Regions from separate parts of the Homo sapiens genome. Here region 2 is linked to region 1. Evidence: read pairs that join two places in POLR2A ChIA-PET (ENCODE). Cell type or tissue: MCF 10A. All regions are shown on one strand. Each heading gives the region's core, and the rest is flanking DNA. Links, peaks and the distances in the headings are about the cores only.

Region 1 (8,349 bases), core at 331-8,330:
ATCATTGGGAATCATTGCAAATGACTGACTGGTCTGTGATGAGTAATGATTTTTCACTTTCCCATTGCATTCAAAATAATAATGAATAAGACTGGTAAATATATAGACTGCCTTTATGTTTGCGTGACTTATTCAACATTATAAAAAACATCTGGAATATGCGTTGTTCACAGTTAAATAAAATTGCTTTCCAGTTTTAAATACAGAATCATTTTTGTAGTCCCAATACTCATAAGTGCTACTAAAACTATTTTGTAAGTGCAGTCCCAAAATCTTCAAGAAGTTCAATAGTCCATCCTGTCTCAAAGCAAATGACAGGCATCCAAGTGATGGTATTGCCAAGGCAAGAGGGTTGTATTTGGCTCCTCTATCTGAATGACAACCTAGCTACTGTGAAAACCTGGGGATTTGACTTCTGTTATAATTGGATCAGATCTTTCCAGCAGCTCCTTCAAGGGGATATTAGTTTCATATGGAACCTGCAGTTCTTCCAATTTAAGGCTTTGATCGTACAAATAAATGTTGAAATGCTGATTCTGATTCTGTCATGCTAATAGAATTGGTGACTGGATTTGTATTCAACTGTGTTGAAGACACAAGGGAGTGGGCAAATAACTAAATGGCCCATTTACTGAGAAGGCACAGTGATGATGAAAAGATGGTCCAAGATTAAGATTTGCAGGAGATTTGCTTTTATTACTAAATTAATAGGCAGCCTGTATTATCATAAGATCTGAAGTTCTAGTGAGCTGTGAATGATCAAACTGCAGATTTCTTGAGGAAATGTTTTGCGGTGTTAACAACCTTCTGGAGATATCTGTCCCATCATTATTCTTTATCCACCCTGTGGTTAAGGCTGATGCATCTGAAAAGTATGTGGAATCTTCTTTCAAAATGTATTATATTTGATGACTATGCTGCAGCATATAAGTATCCCATTCAAGATGTATTTAAAATTAAACATGACATTTTGCTTTTAAAAAGAAACACACTTTTTTATTTCAGAATACTTTTATAGAAAAGCTTCAAGGATATTATAGAGGTTCCTTGTACCCTACACTCAATTTCTTCTGTTTTTAACATCTTATATTGTATGATACATTTGTCACACATAATGAATCAATATTAAGGCATAATTATTCACTAAAAGTTGTTCTTCATTCAGATTTTCTTAGATTTTAGTTAATGTCCTTCTTCTCTTCCAAGATACCATTCTGGATACCACATTATATTTAGTTTTCTTGTCTCCTTCGGCTCCTCTTGGGTCTGATTTTTTTCTCAGATTTTCCTTATTTTTGATGGCTTGACAGTTTTGAGGAGTACTGGTAAGACATTTTACTAGGACACTGGTAAGAATGTCCCTCAATTTGTTGATTCTTTTTTTTTTTAATGATTCCACTGGGGCTATGGATTTGGGGAAGGAAGACCACAGAGATAAGCTTGACATGCACTAGCTAGACGAGGCAGACCATGTTAAAATTTTCCATTGTGAAGTTAATTCTTCTTTCCCCTCTTTTCATATTGAACTGTGGAAAGAAGTCACTCTATATACAGCCTACACATAAAGACTGGAGGTGTAGGGAGTTATGTTCCACATCTTTGAGTGGGAGTATATCTGCATTATTAGAGATGTTAAAATTATTTAGAATTTTTCTACAGACAAGATTTGTTTATTCTCTTCCATTTATTTATTTATTTTTATTCTATCACTATAGACTCATGGATATTTATTTTCTGACCTAATATATCGTTGTCTATTCTGTTCTTCAAATTGTGTCAGCTTTGGCCATTAGGATCTCTTTTAATTGTCTTCTATGTGTATTTGACATACCTCACTTGTATCATTTTGTTTTCTTTTATTCTTTTTCTGCTGCTTTCTTACTTTTTGGCACAAGAAGATCATCCAAGCTCTTTTTTTTTATATTTCCTGAATATAAAAAAGTCATCCGTGGCTTGGATTTAATTATCAAAATTAAATTGCAGTTAAGATTTCAATAATCTCCAGTCACATTTTAATCTCCATTGCTCAACAATGTAAACTGTATTTGTAATCAAAAAAGAAGTTTTTCTCTGGTTAACAGATTATGTTTTTAAATGTTTCTGTCTGCTTACCAAATAAGAAAAATAATCTGGCTAACAGATTATTTTAAAACTATTTTTAACTTGGTGGGTTTAAAAAATCATAAGTGAATGTGTATTACTCTAATCACCTCTGTTCAAAGCCAAAGGACAAAGTGAGGTAAGTCTAATTAGGCTAATTCAGTGAATTATCATCTGATCGAATCACGACTGTAAGAAATTATCCCTGGCTAAGTGTGGTGTCAAATTATTCTATGAAATAATTGGGAATATGACCCCTGGCACAAAAGGCTAGCTGTTTCCAAGAACAGAGTTCCCAAATAATGAAAGAGCAGCAGCTAAGATTACACCCTGTGCTTTAATTTCATAACTAGGCAAAAAAAGATGTTCAATATCCTCAACTTATTTATTTCCTGACGGGAAATGCAAAATTAAAAGTGACTTTGTGATATTTCACTTGCGAATAGATTGATAGAAGAATTCTATGAAATTCTAAAGAAATACGATAGGAAGTTTTATGAATTTAAAATTTAACTTAAAGAGAATATTAAGGTTCCTTTAAAATTATGTGAAACTACTATTTTGGGCCAGGGGTGAAGAAGCCATAGGCAGTAAATTCCTTCTACTCACTTCTCAGTGTAATCCTGTGGGTTTATCCAGAACATTAGGTACTGGCTGGGAACTTCTGTTGGTAGTCTCATGTTGATGAATCATCTCTTGGGAACATATTTGTCACGGTTTAAAAGAAGATACTTGGTGCTTGTTAAGGTTCTTTGACTTTCTTCTTATTTTACTTGTTTTCTTTTAAAGGTCAACTTCATTTATACCTTTAGAGTTCTGTTAAGCTAGACTCTATTTCGTCGTACCAGTATCATTGATGTTTTTATTTGGAGGGCTGAGTCAGCAGCATTGTTTTAAAAGACTACTTCTCTTTTCTCCCCATGTCCCTTTACATATTTTTTTAAAGTAAGCGTAAGTCCACTAGATCTTAACTTTTTATCTCTCTTTCAATAAAATTTATGCTTTTTCTTTCGCTATTTAAAATAAATGTATTTTTCATTGTGTGTTTAATTCTAAATTTCTCTGATCTAACAGCTTGACCTAAAATATAGCTCTTATTTTTAGAGAATATTGTAGGGTATTTAATAAAATAAAAAGAGCTAACTAACTAAAGATAAATCCATGGTGTACTATCAGGAATCTACTGGTAACATTTGTTTTTCAGTTATTAATTCTTTTATCCCTCCACCCATTTATTTATTGTGCTGAGACCTGTTGTTTCGCAATGATACTGTGTGAAACACTACACTAAAGGAGTTGCAATTAGTACAACTGTGAGGCAATTCTTGCATAAACAAGACAGATAGCTTACTTTCTAATGGAGATCAGCATGAGCATATTTCTAAAAGGTCGGATATATATTATGTACCAGATGAGTGATACAAAAAAAATCAGTGCTATAGACAGGCAGACAGAGTTTTTATTGAGATTCAGGCAGTCTGATCAGGTCAGATATACAACATAAAATGGCACTTGAGGTAATCCTTAAGGGGTAGATTCGAATTTAAAAGATTGAGAAAGAAGCATGGATTCAAGAGTTTATGCATTTACTCATTCATGGGTTTAGAAAGTTTTCAGTAAACATTTGAGTGAAGGGCATTCCACTAGTTCTGAAGCATAAGGCAAGGTCTTTATGTGAGGAAATGTTGATGATCCAGTTTTTATGAAGAATCAGATTTATGTTACAGTGAAATGTGGCTAGAATTTGAAGTTGGGTAATGGTCATGTAAGAAGTTGAAGCCAGAGTTAGGAGGAGTCCAAATATTAATTAGTGGATCTTAACTGATTTTGGTCAAGAGATGATGGCAAATCTTACACCTCAAAGAGGGATAAAGAAAGTGATGATATCAGAAATTTGGTTTATGAAGATTTCTGTCACATTGCTGTAGAAAACAGGGAATTTATGAGAAATGAATAAGAGGCTTCCCAAGGAATTTCCCAGAGAACTGATAGCATGAAGTTTTATTAGATACAAGGAAACAGTTTTTGCTCATTAGCAGCCATACACTAGAAACAGAGAAAATATGAAGTAAAAACGACCCAGAGTTGGAAAGGAGCTTGTTAGACATGGAAGAGAATGAGGAGTCATCTTGGAAAACTCAACAAGGAAAATATGGAAAGGGAACAAAAAGTAGGTGGGTTCAAGGAACTCAAGAGCTTAATGAGGTGGTTTTTGAAAGGAGGAAGGATCGACTGATAGACGTGGCGCTATGTGTGTAGTATACTGTGATGGTTAATTTTATGTGTCCACTTAACTAGGTTATGGTGTCCAGGTATTTGATCAAATACCAGTCTAGATGTTGCTGTGGATACACTTTTTAGATGCGATTAACTGTTAAATCAATAGACTTTGAGTAAAGCCAGTTACCCACCATAAACTGGATGAGATTCATACTCAGTTGAAGGCCTTAAGACAAATCAATGAGGCTCCCCAAGGAAGAAGAAATTCTGCTAGAGGACATTTGGTTTATTTCATTGCTATAAACAGTGCTCCTATAAATATTTATATGCAAGTGTTAGTGTGATGATAGATTTTCATTTTTCTTGGGTAAATACCTGTGAATGAAACTGCTAAATTATGTAAGTGTCTGTTTGTAGAAACCTACCAATCTGTTTTCCAAAGTGGCTGTCAAGTTTTAAATTCCCACAAACAATGTCTGAGAATTCTGATTTCTTCATATTCTTACCAATACTTGGTATTGTCAGTGTTTTTTTTTAATTCAACTATTCTAGTGTATGTGTAGCAGCATCTTATTATGTAATTGGTTTGCATTTTTCTAATAATTAGCAAAGGTTAGCATTTTTTCATGTACTTATTTGCTATTTGTGTACCTTCTTTAGAAAAGCATCTATTCCAATATTTATCCAAGTGGTAGCATAATTAGTAATTGTTATTAGTGGTAATATTTATTATTATTACTTAAATATTGAAGCTTCTTTTCTCTAATAGTAATATAGCCACTCCAGTAAACTGTAATTTTTTTGCATGGAACATCTTTTTACATGCTGTCCTATCAATTTGTGACTTTGTATTTAAAGTACATCTCTCGTTGAAAACATCTAGTTGAATATTTTTTTCTATACAGTCTGACATTCTCTGCCTTTGCTTGAAATATTTATTCAATTCATGTTTAATATAATAATAGGTAAGGTTGGATTTAGGTTGGACATTTTGCTTTATTCTATTTAACTATTTTTGTTTCTCTATTCATCCTCTATTACTTCTTTTTTGGTAAACAAACTTTTTTACTTTGCCATTTTAACTCTTCTGACACTTAGGTGTGTAACTTTCAGTGTTTGATTACTCTAGGAGTTAAAATATGCGTCTGTAATGTAATACAATCTTCAAGTTAGCACTGACTTCATTTCCAATAAAATATAGCAACTTGTCTCTGTATAGCTCCATTTTTTTCTCTTTCTATTATTATTGACATATATATCGTGTTTGTATACATTATAGAAACAACAATTGAGTGGGGTTTTTTTGGATTTTAATTATAATATGTTTAAATTAACGAGAAAAAGATAATACCTACGTACACCTACACAAAATCTTTTATCTATGTATTCATCATTTTTTCCTGTGGTTTTTAGTTACCATTTGATGCCCCTTCTTTTCCATCTGATGAAATTTTAAAATTATTTCTTGAAAGGAAAGTGTATAGCAACAAATTCTGTTTTTGTTTTTGTTTTCTAAACCCGGAAATGTCTTTATTTTGTGATGAATAATTTTGACACAAAATATTTAGTTGACATTTTCTTTTACTTCAGGACTTTTTAATATGTTACTATCTCCTGGATTCCATTGTTCTGATAAGTCTGCCTTTAACCTCATTATTGTCCTTCTCTACATGATGAATTATAGCTGTCTTGATACTTTTAAAATTTTTGTTTTGTTTTCTTTTAACCTTTGTCTTTTAGGAATTTTACTATAATATTTCTAGGTATACTTTTCTTTGTGTTATCCTATTTGGGGTTTGTTGAGATCCTTGGATCTATATAGTTAATGTTTCTGACCAAATTTGGTAAAGTTCTGGCCATTTCTTTCAAAATAATTTTTCTGCCTCTCTCTTTCTCAACCTCTTTTCCTGGAATTCCAGATACACATATGTTAGGGTGATTGATATTATCCCAGACATCTCTGAAGTAATGTTTATTTTTTAACGTTTTCTATTTTATTGGATAAAATAATTTATATTTGTTTATTTTCAAAGGTATGAATCTTCTATTATTTCAAATCTACTATTGAGTTCATTGAGTAATTTTTAAATTTAATTTATTATGCTTTCCAGCTCTAAATTTTCTACTGGGTTCTTTTTTATACTTTATATTCCTCAATAGAGATCCTCTATTTGTTGTCTCATTGTTATGATATTTCCCTTTAATATTTTAGCTATTCTTTCTTTAATTATTTGAACATACTTATCAGTCCTACTTTAAAGTCTTTGTCTGCTGAATCTAATATCCATGCCCACTCGAAGTCAATTTCTTTTGATTTTTTTTCTGAACTATGCAGCACACATTTTTGCTTATTTACATGTCTGGCATTTTTTGTTTGCAATTAGTATGATAAGTAATATGTGACAGTGACTAGATTCTGTTCTGTTTTAGGGTTGTTGATTTTTAAAATAATAAATAGGCCATTTTTAGTATAGTCTTAGATTTACAAAATAATTAAGCAGGTATTACAAAGAGTTGCATACATTCAAACCCCATTCTCTACCATGACTGTCACCGTTTCCCACGTTACTGACATCTTGCAGTAGGATGGTACCTTTGTTATAATTAATGAACTAATGCTGATATATTATTATTAGCTAAAATTCATAGTTTATATTAAGGTCATTCTTTGTGCTGTAAAGTTCTACAGGGCTTGACAAATGCATAATAATATATATTAACCATTACAGTTTTATACAGGATGGTTTCACCATCCTAAAAAATACCATGTACTTCACCTACTTATCCTTCTCCTCCCTCTCTGCTGACTGCCACTGATCTAAAAATATCTGTAAAACTGATTCATTAAAAATTGCAAAATTGTAAAAGTGATCCATTAAATACTGTAAGTGAAAATGATTTCTATAGTTTTGCCTTTTCAAAAATTTCATATAATTGAAATCATATAGCATGGAGCCTTTTCAGACTGGCTTCTTTCACTTTACAGTATACATCTACATTGTTTTCATGTCTTTTCATGGTTTATAGCACATGTGTTTTGTGTTGCTTTTATTATTTTTAATTGAAACATAATTTTACATATTTATGGAGTATAGCATAACATTTTAATACATGTGTACAATGTACAATGATCAAACAAGGGTAATTAGCGTATCCAGCAACTCAAGCATGTATCCATTTTAATGTAAATATTCAAAATCCACTCTTCTAGCTATATGAAAATAAACAATAAATTGTTAATTATACTCACCCAATAGTGCTATTGAACACTGGCAGGTTTCTTTTTATTGCTCAATATTTCTTTCCATAAATGCACTACAGTTTGTCTCTTCATCCTCTATTATAGAACATCTTGGTTTCTTTAAGTTTTTGGCATTTATGAATAAAGCTGCTCTAAACATTTATGTGCAGGTTTTTGTGTGGACATAAATTTTCAAAACTGGGTAAATACCTAGGAATATGGTGGCTGGATCATATGGTAAAATTACTTTTAACTTTAAAAGAAACTACCAAACTGTCTTCCAAAATAGTTGAGCTATTTGCATTGCTGCCAGCCATGATTGAGTGTTCCTGTTGCTCAGCATTCTCACTGGCATTTGGTATCATGTTTGCTTGTTTGTTTTTAATTTTAGCAACTCTACTAGGTGTGTAATGGTATTTCATTACTGTTTTGTTTATAATTTCTTAAAGATACTTCATATGAGGTATCTTTTCCTATGCTTATATGTCATCTGTATAATTTTCTTTACTGAGCTCTATTCAGATCTTTTGCCCATTCTTAATTGTGTTGTGTGTTTTTTGTTGAGTTTTTGAGTTCTTTGTATATAATTGTATACAAATTCATTATCTGATATATTTTACAAATGATTTCTCCCAGTCTGTGACTTGTTTCCTTATTCTTTTAACAATGAGCAGGAGTTTTTAATTTTAATAACATCTAAATTATCAATTTCTTCTTCCATGATTAGTGCTTTTTGTGTTCTATCTACAAACTCATCACCAAATCTGGTTGCATGAATTTTACCCCAC
Region 2 (8,349 bases), core at 265-8,264, 58 kb after region 1:
TTTCCTTGATTGGCTCTGTCATAAATCCTGTGAAGTCATGTGTACCATCTGGACACAGTTTTCTCCAGTAGAAATTTATTGTTTTAGGCTTGATGGCTTTCACAGCTTTTTATGTAACAATGATGACATCTTCAATGTAATGCTTTAAGACTTTCATGATGCTCTTTCTGAGGGTTCTCTTCCATAGCAATGACAATCCTTTCCATAGAGCACCATGTGTAATTGGTCTTAAAGGTTTTTATGACTCTATGAACTACAGGTTGAATTAAAGGTGTGTTTGGGGACAAGTAGACAGTTTCATTGTCTTTGTTGTTGAAATCATGGTGTTCTGAGTGGCCAGGAACATTGTCCGATATCAAAAGAACTTTAAAAGACAGTCCCTTATTAGCAAGATACTTCCTGACTTCAGGGACAAAAAATCAATGGAACCAATCCAGAAAAAGGGTCTCGTTCAGGTCTTCTTTTATAACCAGAAGACCGGTAGCTGGTGTTTCCCTTTTTCCTTCGAGGGTAAGAGCTTAGTGGCTTTATGTATAAGGGTAGTCCTGATCATAAACCTGACTGCATTTGTGCAACAAACAGTAGGGTTAACCTTTTTCTTCTTCCCTTAAGTCCTGGTACTTGCTTCTTTTCCTTCCTAGTAAATTTTCTTTATGGCATTGTTTTACCCAAAGTAGAGCACTTTTTCCTCATTAAAAATCTGTTTGAGCAAATATTCTTTCTCTTCAATATTTTTCTTTTTCTTTTTTTCCTTTTTTTTTTTTTTTTTTTTTGAGACGGAGTCTCACTCTGTGGGCCAGGCTGGAGTGCAGTGGCACGATCTCGACTCACTGCAAGCTCTGCCTCCCAGGCTCCCGGGTTCATGCCATTCTCCTGCCTCAGACTCCCGACTAGCTGGGGCTACAGGCACCCGCCACCTCGCCAGCTAATTTTTTGTATTTTTAGTAGAGACGGGGTTTCACCGTGTTAGCCAGGATGGTCTCGATCTGACCTTGTGATCTGCCCACCTTGGCCTCCCAAAGTGCTGGGATTACAGGCGTGAGCCACCGTGCCCAGCCCTCTTCAATAATTTTCTTAATGACACCTCTGGGAACTCATCTATAGCCTCTTGATCAACTGAAGCTGCTTCTCCTGTTATCTTGAGATTTTTTTTTTTAGACAAACCTCTTCCTAAATTATCAAACCATCCATTGCTGGCATTAAATTCTCCAGGTTTAGAGACTTTCATTTTAAGATGTTGCATAATGACTTCCTTTAAAAAAAATAAATTTAGTCTATAGGTATACTTTCTTATAGTAATCCTGTACCCACATATAAACTGAATTTTCAATATGAGATTAAAAAGTGTTTTGCAGAAAGTGCAAGGTTTTTATACTTGCTTCCACAGCTACTCATGAAGCAACAGCTTCATGAATTCCTTCCTTCCTTCCCTCCCTCCCCTTTTCTTTCCTTCTTTCCTTCTTTCTTTCTTCCTTCCTTCCTTTCCTTCCTTCCTTTCCTTCCTTTCCTTCCTCCCTCCCTCCCCTTTACTTTCTCTCTCTCCCTTCCTTCCTTCCTTTCTTTTTCTTTCCTTCTTTCCTTCCTTCCTTCCTCCTTTCTTTCCTCCTTTCCTTCCTTCTTTCCTCCCTCCTTTCCTTCCTCCCTCTCTCCTCTCTCTCTTTCTTCCTTTTTTCTTTTCTTTCTTCCTTTTTTCTTTTCTCTCTCTGTCTCTCTCTCTCTCCTGCCCTCCCCTGCACCCCATCCCTCCCCTCCCCTTCTTCCTTCCCTCCCTTTCTTCTCTCTTCCTGTCTTTCACAATGTGCCTCATGTTGAATTTATTTCTCTTGAAATGGTGGGAAACTGCAGCTATAGATCTCAGCCTGCTGCACGTATCAAGCAAGTCAACTTTTTTATGTAGTGTAATGACTTTTCTCTGCTTCTTGGCAGCACTTCCAGCATTGCTAGTGACACTTCATAGGGATCCAGTGGCGTTACTCAAGGTTTACAGTACTGCACTAAGCATGAAGAAAAATGGGAAATACACAAGAACTGTGAGATCATTTTTTTCTGTGACATGCAATTTACTGGAGATGATTAGCATCATATGGCATCTTAAACAGATCTCACTGCAATAGCAACAGGAGATGGCTACAAAATTATTATAGTAGTATAATATGTACAACAGTTAATCTTATTCTGTTATGATTTCATTCTGCATTTTTATGTTTGTTTACATTTCTCTCAGCTACAGCTGACACCATGTATGGTCTGTGTTTGTGTGTATATATTTTGATAAACTTTGACTTTTTATTACAGATTTTTGCATATTTTATGATAGTAAATGATAAAATGAACTAATATGTATCTATATTTTATGGCCTCATGACATACCTGACTTTCTCTTTTTTTTTCAATATTTCTAAGCTACTGAGGTTCACCTGCAAGTTTTTTCAAATTGTTGCAAATCTTTTAAAAATTCCAGTATATTTATTGAAAAAATCAGTGCGTAAGTAGACCCACACAATTCAAACCTAAGTTGTTCAAGGGTCAACTGTATTTGACATAAATATGCTGTATTTATAATATAAATATCATCTATTATAGAATAGATGATAATCTTCAATAGGTCAGATCTCAGAGCTTCCAAAAGTTAGACAGGAGAAATATATTCTTTTACCCACTTTATAACATTTACTCTTCAACTGCCTATGACTCTGGGGCAATAAATTTAGAAATACACAGATTAGCAACAAGGTTGCTCCTAGATCAAGAAGCTCCTGACACAAGCTATTACTATAAAGATTGAGGCTGGAAGAGACAGTTTATTGAGTAAAATTGGAGTTTTCTTATAATAAAGAAAGTGATGTTGGGTGAAAAAAAAATTAGGCATTTACTTCACATAGCATTTGAAATATATGCCCAAATTTTGTCTAAAATATCTAGCTGGAGTTTTGAGGCTACATTTGCTCTTTAGGTATAGAGTATTCACATGTGCTCTACTTTTTTCCCCCTATCTTTGGCTTTACATGTGCTTTGTTAGTACTAGCTCGTAGCCTTAGTTTATTATATTGCAGGTCAGATGTTACAGTGAAAAGAGTATCAGATTGAGAAACTTTAAGCCCAGGGAAGGACTATGTGACTCCTTTGATTTGGTATGATTCATCAAACCTCAACTGAAATTGTTCTAAATCAAAGGAGATTGGTGACCCTAAGAACCTATTTGGTTTTTTATAATTAAATTAGCCTTTGCTGGTCCTGAGCCCTTAAATTGTGAAATTCCTTTTCTGTAGCATTTCTCCCTAGGATCATCCTGAGTCATAGTTTCCTTTCTCTATAGACATTGGCATGTCACCTGTGGTCTCCACCAAATTGGTTTTGTTAAGGTTACAACATTTATTTATGTGAATATTTATTATTATTATTATTATTATTAGCTCAGCTCTGAATAAGTTTGAAAAGTGCTATCAACATTATATATTGACAAACACTTTTTAGAGATTTAATATGTGGTGTCCAATTGCAGCTAAACTGTCACAACACTTCACTGTCTCTTACGATGAGAAAAGTGTAATCTGTCTCTAAGAACTGTTTTTATCATTATAAATCACATATAGCTTTATTTCACATGAGTAAATTAAAATGAGGAGGTAAGCTAAGATTTGTCTAGGTCATACCTCATGTCTTCTGATTCTAAATATAATTTTCTTCTATCTATACCAATAACTTCGGTATTTTTTTAAAAAATAAGTGACGAACCGCTGAATCTTATTCTAAATATCCATGCATTTATTCATCTGCCATGTGTTATATATTTATTGTGTCCCATGCCCTATGCTTGGCCCAGACAAAAAAAAAAAGAAGCCAGTAATTGCTCTGAGTTGGCTTATAGAGTGCTGGTGGGATGTGTGAGAGCAATAAAATGGCAATAACAATATAGTGCGAGAAATAGAATAATAAGCCAAGATAGCATTTACTTTGCAATTGCAACATAGGGGCACTGAATTCAGACTGAATGGGTTAGGAAAGGTTTTCTGGTAGAGTGGTAGCTAAACTAAATCTTGAAGGGTAATAGAAATTAGCCAGGAACAAAAGGAAAGAATGAACATTCTAGGCAAATGAAGCAGCATAGACAAAAGCAAAAAGAGATGAAAGGGAAAGAAAAGGCCTTACATAATGATTCTTCCTTTGTAAAATAATTACATAGGTTTATGCTATATTTAAGAGGGACTTACAATAATCAAAAAGTAAATATGGGTTGAAAAAAGTAGATATGACAATAATATAGAGCCTGCAAAAACAGTACCAATCCCAGAAGGAAGGAAAATGAGACGGAGAAGCATGAAAATAGCTTGACCTTTGGTGGCTGGGAAGCAGATAAAGGTCTCTCTGTGGTCCCATCAGTACAAATCAAATCAGCCAAGGTGCAAGTCACCTGAAGAAACAGTCATAAGTCACCACATGCATTTATTTTCCCTACCACAATCCAGAAGGAGGACCAAATCAATTCAGAATCATGGCTTTGCCTATATGAGTGATAGCAGGTCGTTTTCAGTGGGCCAGGTCCAGCATTGTATTTATTCAGTGTTGAAATGTAGTAAGGGAACAGAGAATTGGTTGACTTCCAGAATTATGAAATAAAACATTTGGCTACAAAATTAACCACATGAACAAATGTCTTTTGAGGTTTGTTATGGTAGCTGCCTTGTGCATCAAGCCGACTTTGGGATGTATAGGATATTCATCTTATACTCCATCTCCTTACCTCAGTTGATGAAAATCATTAATGTCAGAATATACATGATATTGTATGTTTTGAAGTCCCGAATCATTTTTCTGAACCCCAACAGAAATTGATATCCAGATCACTATAAAGAACATTTGCTTTTAACACTAGCCATCTCAACAGGGAGTTAAATCTCTCCTTTTTTTTTTTTTAAATTCCCCTCAGCCAGTATTAACACATATCCTGAAGTTCTCTTCACTTACGTTCTGTCAGTTTCCTTTGTCAGCTGTGGTTGAAACTGGCTACCCAACTAGCTTTAATTCGGTTGTATTCTCTTAGCTCAGGATTTTATTGCTATTCCATAATGCCTGATAAAATGGGATGGACCCACCCACTCTGTCAAAATCTCTAAATTGGGAAGAAATATATCAAGTGATTTTCACTTCTCTATTCTTTGTCCTTCATTGTGAATTCTAAAGCAAAATTCTAAAATATGATTTTGAATCAGAGCTGTACATTACCATTTATGTAATAGCAAAGGCAATTTCTAATTTTAGTGTAGTGGAAATTATACTGTGTTTAGGATCAGAAGACCTGCTTTTTAAGTCTTAGAACTGAAACTACATGCTTTATATTGAGCAAGTCAAACCTCCCTGTTCTTCAAAATCCTTCCTGTGTGAAATAATATATATAGACTGGTGACCTCTATAGGTCTTTCTTTTGACTCTCTGAATGCTTAAACAAAATGTAATTCATTCAAGGCCTCCATTAATAAAGAGAAATCTAGAAACGAAACAAATCATACCATGAAGTCAAAACATCAAAACCCTTGAATAGGTTACATAATCACCCTAATGATGATAGCCACAACCATCATGATACATTATTTATCAAATATCTACATATTCACATCACCATGGTAGACACTAAGATATATCAAATAAACTAAAGAGATGTGGTCCTGGCTGGACTCCTAGGAGCACAATAGATAAAAAGAGAAAAGGGTTTCCCACATGAAACTGCTCCCTCAAAGGAACTATTTATCCAGCTTTTTCTTCGGGATGATTCATGATGTGTAGTATTCTGTTCACTTCCAGGTTAAGAAAGAATAACCAAGAACAGAACTGACAAATTAAGTCAGTCAGTGCCACCTGCAGTTGGAACAATGACATAAATCCTGCCACATTTTTTATGGGAAAATCTAATGGAAACTGTTCCGAAGAAAATCAATAAAGCCATCAAACATTGGGTACTTGTTAGATGTAGTTTCTTTTTTGGCAGGAGTGGTAATAAGATGAAATTCACTACCTTAGTGTATTTATTCTCTAGGTAAGTAGACAAGAGGAGAGATTACAAATTGAAATTGATTCAAAAAATGCATCACCATTTTTAATAGTTGAAGTCTATATAAATAGAAATGCGCATCAGTGAACAAAGGACCTAATGATTGGCATTAATAAAAAATAGTCTAAAAACCCAACTGTGCCTTGAATGGCAGGGGAATTAGAAAGAAATATTAAAATAAAGACAAATGAATTGATATTGTGTAGTGTTTTACAAAGCATGTTTTTATACTTGATTTCATTTTATCTTCAGATGATAAGAACAAGGCTAACAGTATGCCAATGTTATATGCTTTGACAAGGTAAAAATTCATAGACTTCAGAAACAGGAAATTAATGGCCAGAGTATTCATTCATTGCCTCATAGGTGTTCGCAGTGAGTAAAGGAACTCTTGTCTTTCATTAATCTTGACAAATGTATAATTATTACCTCTTCACATATTGTATCTTTTCTACTTTTAAAATTATCTTTTTCTGTAACTATAGGTAGATACATAGTAATCCATTTTAATTACTCTGCCATGACTCTTAAATTGCCATGTCTCTTTTCCTTGAGTTTATATATGCCAATAAATGTTTTAATTGCATCTGTTATAAACTTTCTAACATCTAGGCACTATGTTTCAGTGAATTTTAAATTTAACACAACAGGAATTAGCAGAATTGATAGATTATTTTTGATAATAATAATAGTGACAAAGTTATTCTCATTTTCCTGGGATAAAGTCTCCCAGGCTTAAAAATTTGGAATCATCTTGATTTTATATGCATCCTTACTTCTGTGTTCATTTAGTCATTAAAATTAATTATTCCTGCCACAATATAAAGTTCATGGGTTCTCAAACTTAGGTGTTTATCAGAATTACCTTTTCTGTGTCATTTCTCCAAGAGTTTCTGGTTCATAGATTCTCTGACACACAGTTGAGAATTATTTTGGTAGGGATTTAATAAATTCATGACAAAATGGCTCCGACATTTCTTTCTGCCTTCCTTTTACACCACTACTTTTTAACCCATAAACTGGGCCATTTAGATAGACATAATGGTAAAACCATTCTCATAACAATTCTTCTCTCTAATGTCCCTTTTCATTTATTTCTGCAAGCTGACTTTGGAATTAATTTCTTCAAATATCCCTACAACCATATAACTTCTCTGCTTAGATATTTTAGGGCTTTCCTGGTTGTCAAAGCTCTCGATATTTGGGTTTAGTTTACTTTTAAAAAATAATTTCCTACATCTTATCTGTGCAAATCTTGCTTATTTTCCAAGTGATTTATTCACCATCCCCGAACCTACTTTTTATTCCCCTTTACAACTTTACTTATGCGAAGGAAGATTTGAGTTCAAACTCTGACTCAGCCACTTTCCAGTTATGTAAACTTAGGAAAATCATTTTACCTGGTTTACTATATTTACTCATTTGTCAAATGTAATGTTTCTAATCTTTGACTTTCTTGCTCTCAAAACTATTAGCGAATATAAACTAAAATTGAGTACATAAATGTGCTTTGCAAAATATAAAGCACTACACATACACCCGTTCCCTTATCTCTGTATTAAACTTGCTTTCTACAATGGAGTATGTTTAGTGAAATCCACCAGAATTTATGGTGAAGCTTTTCCAGTTATTTCTTATTTGCTTGGGACACCATTATCTTAAGTTACTCAAAAAGTGGTTATGAAAGTAATGTCTTGAGTTCTTGCCAGTTTCTAATAGTTTGTGCATTGCTTTGGTACATGAAGTAAAATTTGGCTGAGTATAAAGTCCTTGGCTCATATTTTCTTCCCTTGGGTATCTTAAAAGCATTATTCTATTTTCTTCTACTAGAAAATATTTCTGTATAGATATGTCATGTCAATTGCTCTTTCCCCCATGCAACTATAATCAATGGTAACCCAAATTATTTTTATTCTCTGAAGATTAGTATACCTTTTGGTATATTGATTCTAATATGTTATTTTCTATAAATGGAAAAGTTTTCTTGACTGAAAATCTTATATATATGTTCTGATTTATTATTCCTTCAAGAACTCCAAATTAAATTATATATATATATATATATATAAAATAAACTAAAATCTAGTTCCTTTAAAAATTCACAAAATTGATAAGCCTCTAGAAAGGTTAAGAAAAAAAGACAGAAGGCACAAATTACAAATGTCAGAAATGAAACGGAAGACATCCCTACAGATCCCGATGACATTAAAAAGGAAATAAAAGAATGTTATTAACAACCCTATGTCTACAAATTAGTTAACATGAATGAAATGGACCAATTATTTGAAAGACACAATTTGCTA

The links. ChIA-PET counts read pairs that join two places held together with the same protein. Peaks named below come from ENCODE experiments on the same cell type or tissue, not always from the same donor. Only the 100,000 strongest peaks of a DNase experiment are listed, where the experiment ranks them.
Region 2: POLR2A ChIA-PET joins it to region 1 with 26 read pairs; 2 of 35 experiments call an interaction of 5 or more read pairs at or near these places.

The regions. Positions count from the first base shown.
Region 1 is chr7:19,557,903-19,566,251 of GRCh38, forward strand. No RefSeq gene overlaps it. Among named protein-coding and RNA genes, the nearest start is that of MIR3146, 140 kb to the right of the region's middle. In MCF 10A, for the core only: no CTCF peak of the experiment used is centred there; DNase peaks (open chromatin) are centred at 839, 2,409, 2,759 and 3,399.
Region 2 is chr7:19,616,119-19,624,467 of GRCh38, forward strand. All of the region lies in intron 4 of LOC105375180 (a long non-coding RNA gene), which reads left to right. Among named protein-coding and RNA genes, the nearest start is that of MIR3146, 85 kb to the right of the region's middle. In MCF 10A, for the core only: a CTCF peak has its summit at 5,859 (motif pointing left); DNase peaks (open chromatin) are centred at 3,193, 4,593 and 5,803.